2 separate regions of the Homo sapiens genome follow, and region 2 is linked to region 1. The links are chromatin contacts, found by Hi-C or POLR2A ChIA-PET in ENCODE. All regions are on one chromosome and are shown on one strand. Each heading gives the region's core, a stretch centred on a gene start or an enhancer-like site at or near the end of the contact. The rest is flanking DNA. Distances are from core to core; before and after follow the strand shown.

Evidence for each region. Hi-C counts contacts between places; a loop is a spot of excess contacts on that map. ChIA-PET counts read pairs that join two places held with the same protein, here RNA polymerase II (POLR2A). Pooled maps may share reads with other maps.
Region 2: a map of heart right ventricle shows a loop between it and region 1 (2.5-fold over the local background). The contact joins the enhancer-like site here to the promoter of SH2D7 in region 1. A Hi-C loop is called at or near these places in 8 of 168 maps with a recorded cell type or tissue (B cell, CD8-positive, alpha-beta T cell, GM12878 and 5 more), 17 of 37 single-sample maps with no recorded cell type and 13 of 50 pooled maps. POLR2A ChIA-PET finds 5 or more read pairs at or near these places in 17 of 52 experiments (A549, AG04449, AG04450 and 14 more).

Annotation. Positions count from the first base shown.
Region 1 is chr15:78,091,075-78,094,119 of GRCh38, reverse strand. SH2D7 (SH2 domain containing 7) reads right to left here and starts at 1,559. Exons shown (of 6, transcript NM_001101404.2): 1 at 1,360-1,559; 2 at 1-8. The coding sequence starts at 1,535.
Region 2 is chr15:78,050,941-78,053,696 of GRCh38, reverse strand. All of the region lies in intron 2 of TBC1D2B (TBC1 domain family member 2B), which reads left to right. Among named protein-coding and RNA genes, the nearest start is that of TBC1D2B, 25 kb to the left of the region's middle. Within about 2 kb of position 1,481, at least 18 of the 41 ENCODE cell types and tissues checked have a DNase peak (open chromatin) inside an H3K27ac peak, as active enhancers do; they include CD4-positive, alpha-beta T cell, CD8-positive, alpha-beta T cell, OCI-LY7 and 3 more, where a contact is called at or near this core.

The DNA of each region.
Region 1 (3,045 bases), core at 310-2,809:
CCGTCTGCCTGGGCAGAAGACATGCCATTAGCTGGGGTCTGTGCCCTAATGGCAGCAGGTGCAGCCTGACTTAGGCCTCTCTTGGAATCCCTGCTGGCCATGCCTTTGGGTTCCAGACCTCCAACCCTTTATAGAGGAGCCACTCAGACCTGTGGATGGGTCTGTGGCCTGTCAGGGTTCAGCATGTGGCCTATCTGAGCCCAAATGATTAAGTTCAAGACTGTCTGGGGCTGGGTCAGGGTCTGAAGCCATATGCAACCCCCCCAACTCCCCACTGCAGCCTCACTAGCAGGCACATTGGTTGCTGACCCTGGCCACCCACTCTCCACCTGGATGGTTGTGTAGCAAGAATAAATCCACACAGCTGGAGATGTTGAGGTTTAGTGGGGAGTCCCTCCCTCAGAACCACTGTGTACAGTGCTGCAGGATGTGCACTACACACAAGCTTCTGCAGGGAGAAGATGCTGCTGTGTCTGAAGCAGCTAAAAGGGACTCATTCCTCTTCCTGTCCCCTTCAATCCCAGGCAGTTACAGAGATTTTCCACATGGTGCCAAATACTTTGGAGGCATGAAGAAAAGTTCCAGCTGTCTTGTGGTTTGGCAGTACACAGACCAGATATGTATTCCCTCACTCACTTACTCACCAAATACCGAGCGCCTGTTCTACGCAGCTAAATCATTTGCAGGACCAGGTGCTAAATGAAAACATGGGGCCCCTGGTTCAAAACGATTTAGAGTTTCCAGACAGTGACAGCAGAGCATTAAACCAAATGTGGAGCCCTTTTGACCCTGTGCTGCTGCACGAGTCAGTGACCATAAAGCTGGCCCTGGCTCTGTGCAGGTGCTGTGCCAGGACCTAAGGACTGGCTGGATTTGCCATTCCTTCATCAGGTGTTTTGGCTGCTTGGAGACCCAGCCCAAATAGAAAGCCAAACCTGTATCTTGGCCTTTATACCTAGGATAACCATGCATCCAGGTTTGCCTGGGATGGCCCCATTTATGACGGTTCTCCTAGCTTAGTTACTAATAGTGTTCCGGTTTGGACGATAAAAGATATGGTCCCCTAGTTACTCATCAAGTCAGGGCCTGGCCCTCTTTCTGTCCTCTGGCAGCCTGGCAGCCCCAGCCATCCTCAACTTGTACTAAAGTAGAGGCCGTTGCCCTCCCCGACTCTGCCTACAGAAGCCACCACCAGAGGATGTGGCGCTCCTCAGTCTGTTCCCCTGCCCCCCGCCTCCAAGGGCCCCTGCCTAGCCCAGGGAAAGGATGGGAACCAGTCTGATCCAGAGTTCCCAGACCATTTTCTCAGCCCCAAGGGGCTGTGGGCTATGAGGGACCTGTGGGTAGAAGCAGCCTTACTTGCGGGTGATGAATCCATGAAACCAGGGAGGCAGGGCACCGTTCTGCAGAATGAAGGGGGCCTGTGTCTCCATGAACCACTTCAGGGCAAGCTCCTGGAGCTCAGCCAGGGCCTGGCTGTCCCCTGCCCCCTCAGGATCTCTCCCCAGGCTGAGCTGCTTTAGGCTGTCCTCCATGCTGGCAGGCACCAGAGTGGAAGCAGAGCGCAGCCAGTGCACATGCCTCTATATCTGCGTGTGCTCTGGCTCATTTGCCTGAGCCCGTGCCCTACCCAAGGGCCCATAGCACACAGCAGCCCCATTGTCACCTCTGGGCTGGTGGCTGGTTCTCTCCTCTGATGCTTTGGGGTGGGGCACCTTGGCTGGCTGCAGACATGGGGGAACAATCACCGTAGCAGCCTGAGAGGGGTAGGGAAGGCCCTCCGTGGCTTCCTGGCCAGCAGATAAGCTACCTCACTGGGTTTGGCCCTGTTCCCCACAACCTCCTGTCTTTGTCACAACTAAAGATCAGACCCTGGCAAAAGTCCACAGCACTGCCCCTGGGAGCAAAGCAGTGGATTTAAATTCTAGGTATCCTTCCTTCGTGGAGGCTATTTTTATTTTGATGGAGAAGTTCTGTGCTAACCAAGTCTTCCATCCACTCAAGATTTATTGAGTCCTTACTGTGTGCCATGTAAATCTGGGCCCTGGGAATAAAGCAGTGAATAAAACAGCACTTTGCCCTCATGGCACATACATTCTAGAGGGAGACAAACAAATATATGTGTAGAATATAGAGTCAAATGGAATAAGCACTCCAAGACAAAGGCAGAAGAACAAGAGAGCACATGGGCTGCATTATGCAGACACAGAGTCAGGGGTCGGGGTCAGCCTTGTCCAGGAGGTGACACTGAACAGTGAAGGAGGAAGCCAAGCATGTACCTAGGGGAGTAGACTCTTGTCAGCAGGGGGAAAGCATGTGCAAAGACGAAGAGGTGGGACTTTGTTGCAGATTTTGAAGAAAAAACAGAAGCTCATGTCGTTTTAACAGAGAGGGGACTTTGGAGTAGATGGGTCCCCTGGAAAGGCAGGGATAGGCCTGTGGTAGGAAGCTTTGGAGCAGTTAGGGCAATGGGACCATTTGTTCACACAAACATCCCTGAGTATCTAATGTGTTTCTGAGTTTCCTAGCAGAAATCCAGGCCGGGTGGATGGTAAGGCAGCAGATGGTGCAGTCAGCCTCAAGGATCTTGGTGATACTCCCACTTCCACCACACACTGATGTGAGACCACCCTGGGCAAGTAGCTGGGACTGACGTGGGGTCTCAAGAAACTTACTAAATTGTTGCAGAGAACTCAATTTCCTCATCTGTAAAATGGGCATGAGGCAAAGCTATTTTCTAGACTCTAGGGTCATTATGAGGACTAAGTGAGAGGGCATAATGGTTGATAATGAAGGGGCATTTATATAAGTTCAAAAATAGGATGCAGGTACTGTTACAATATGACTGAAGTGATTTGTTGTCATTTCCCCTGCTTAAAGCCCTTGATATATAACTATCTCTGTCTAACTCATTCTGAAGTAAGACAGAGATGCTTGGTTTCATTTTTCCTTGAGGCCAGACCTGTAATCCCAGTACTTTGGGAGCACAAGGTGGGAGGATCACTTGAGGCCAGGAGTTCATGGCCAGCCTGGGCAACATAGTGA
Region 2 (2,756 bases), core at 232-2,731, 40 kb after region 1:
GCTTGGGCAGACTTGCCAAGATTGACAGGTGTTTGTATACACTAGGAAGGTATTCTCAGATCATTCCACTTGTAATTCTCTAGTGTTTCTTAGGAAGACTTTAACCTTCAAACATTGATTTCATTCTATCCTGGATTCATGGCATTTCTGTAACTCAGGGTAATCCCTGGCCATTTGCAGCATGGAGATAACCTCTAGAAAGAACAGAACAACAATTATTTGCTGCCCATCCTACCCCATTGCAAAGACTGTGGAGATGGGACTGTTTTTTGGCCCCCACTCTTCATACAGGGAAAATAACACATCCAGAAAAACAAACAAACAAACAAAACAGCCTCCTGAGCTCTGAAGTAAGGTCTAAAAAGCCCAGGCCATTGTATTAGTATTTTTGGAAGACACACGGAGCGTACATTAAAAGGAGTAGACAACAGTAAGGACTAGTTCTAACAGTTTCATAAAGAGATTTCTTCACTTCCTAAAACCCGTGGGACCCTCTGCTCAGCAGAACACAGGGCTGCATCCGAGTTGCCTGTCCCACCAAGGATGGTGTTGGCACGTGTGGCTGATTTACTCCAGAAACAAAGGCATTCTTAGATGAATTTTTCGTCTCCAAATTTGTCAGTCTTGTTTTTACTTGTCCCAGTATTTTTCAGCAGGTTAACCCTCTTATCAGTGATAAATTACTATATATGCTTTGTACCTATTAATATGTTTTCTGTGAGAGTTTTTGAGTCACTTTCACGACTGTCTTAGCGCTCTGACTATTCCAGGTTCTGAGATCATGCCTTTATTTTCAACTTTATGCGCCCTTATGTTTCGTTCAGAGTCGAGTCACTGTTAACTGAGTTGTTTTGAAAGCCACTCTTATAGTGCTTTTCACTCAAAAGGAGCTCCTAACTGAGTGTCTCAGTCACTTGGAACATTTGGAAACCCTGTGGGAACAGGCAGGGTTCATGAGCATAGCCAGTGCCTTTGGCACAGGAGGTGCTTGATTTGCCTCAGTTCCTTTGTTCTGAGGGCACCAAGTGCTTCTTTCTAGCAAAGACTCAGGGATATTAAACCGAAAGGAGGACAAAGAAGTAGTGCCTAGCCCTATAGTCTCTTTATAACAGCTGTCCTTCCTCCTTCTAAGCCAAAATGCTGTGATTGGAGAGCCAGAGAAAACATCTGAAGCCCATATTTGTTTCTCCTCCTTTGATATGGGGACTCCAGGTATGGAATTTAGCATTTGAGTAAATGCCACCTGACATTTACTCATTCATTCAGCAAAGTCGGCACTCAAGATGAGCTTTGTCCCTCTCCTCACAGAATTTCTAGTCAAGCAGGGTGGTTGTGCAGAGAAAAAATGAGAGAAATGTGAGGGAAGGGTGCATGCTGGTACCATGGGCTGTAAGTGGGCTGTGCATAGTTTCTGGCAGTTAGGGCCTCTCTGAGGAAGTGCATCTAAGCCAAGGCCTGGAGGATGGCCAGGAACTAGCTAGGTAGAGAGGAGGGGAGTCAGATGACAGGGCTGAACTGCAGTGCCTTCCCAGAGCTGCAGTCAGGATGGCTACTGGCTGGAAGCAGTTGTGGGGAGTGAGCTGAACCTGGGGGCACACCTGGGACCCAGAGCCAGAGCTGGGGGAGAGCCTAGACTGCTGGTCTTGGGATTTTGGACTTTAACCTAAGAGCAGTGGAGTGCCTTTGAAGATTTTATAGATAGAAATGACTGTAACATTAGACTTCTATTAATTTTTAGATAGCTTCGAAGAACAAGGAATGAAACTTTGGGCCCCAGAGCAGTATGTGAGGCTATAATGGTTCAGGAAGTCAAAAAATCTAAAGCAGGAAGTCAAGAAGAAAAGGCTGTATTTTAGCCCCTTTTGTTTTATCGTCAGAGATAAAATCTGGTTCAAAGATAAATTGTGATGTGTTATATGGCAGTGCTCTGTGAAGTTTCTAAAGCCATGCTTGTTGTTATCTGCTCAGCTTAGCCTACTCTAGTAAGAATTAAAGAAGAATGTTTTTATAACTGATTTGCATTAAAAATAAAACTTTTCCTAGTATTGTCTCGTAGTCACCCAGTTGTTTGGAACATTTTGATTTGTAGTCTAGTGGGCATCACCCATCAGGACCCTCCTAGCACCTAAAGTCAATATGGAGAAAGATATAGGGGATTAACGTTTTGCACTGATAGCTAGTTGTATATCTTAGAAGGCAGCTCTACCTGGTGGAAGAAGCCCTGTGGGCCTGTGAGTCTTGGGGATATTTACTAGTTGTCAGACTCTAAGTAAGTCACGTATCCTGTAGTACAGGGTTAGGAAACTGTGGCTCTGGGAATTGAAGTTTGTTCACCCCTCTTCATAGTTGTTATAAAGATCAAATGGGAAACTGCATTGTTAAGTGTAAAGAGCCATATGTATGTGTATATACACATATATATTGTATACATATATATGAGATGATATCATTTTGAAAGGGTTAGCATTATGTTTAGTTGTAATTAACAGGAAACCTTACTAATAAGGACTTACACATAGGGAGTAATTTGTCTCACATGATAAGCAGTTTGTGGCTGGCATAGCTACTCACTAGTGCCACTGAAGGGCCCAAGCTGTCTCTGACTCTGTATTTTCCATTGCTAGAGTGTATTAGCTTTCCTGCTCATGCTAGCTGCCCCTGGGGGTGGCACTTACATCAAAAGGAGAATGCTTTCCCAGAAACCTGTGGCTTATGCATCATTGGCTGGAACTGTCATATGGCCATTCCTAGCTGGA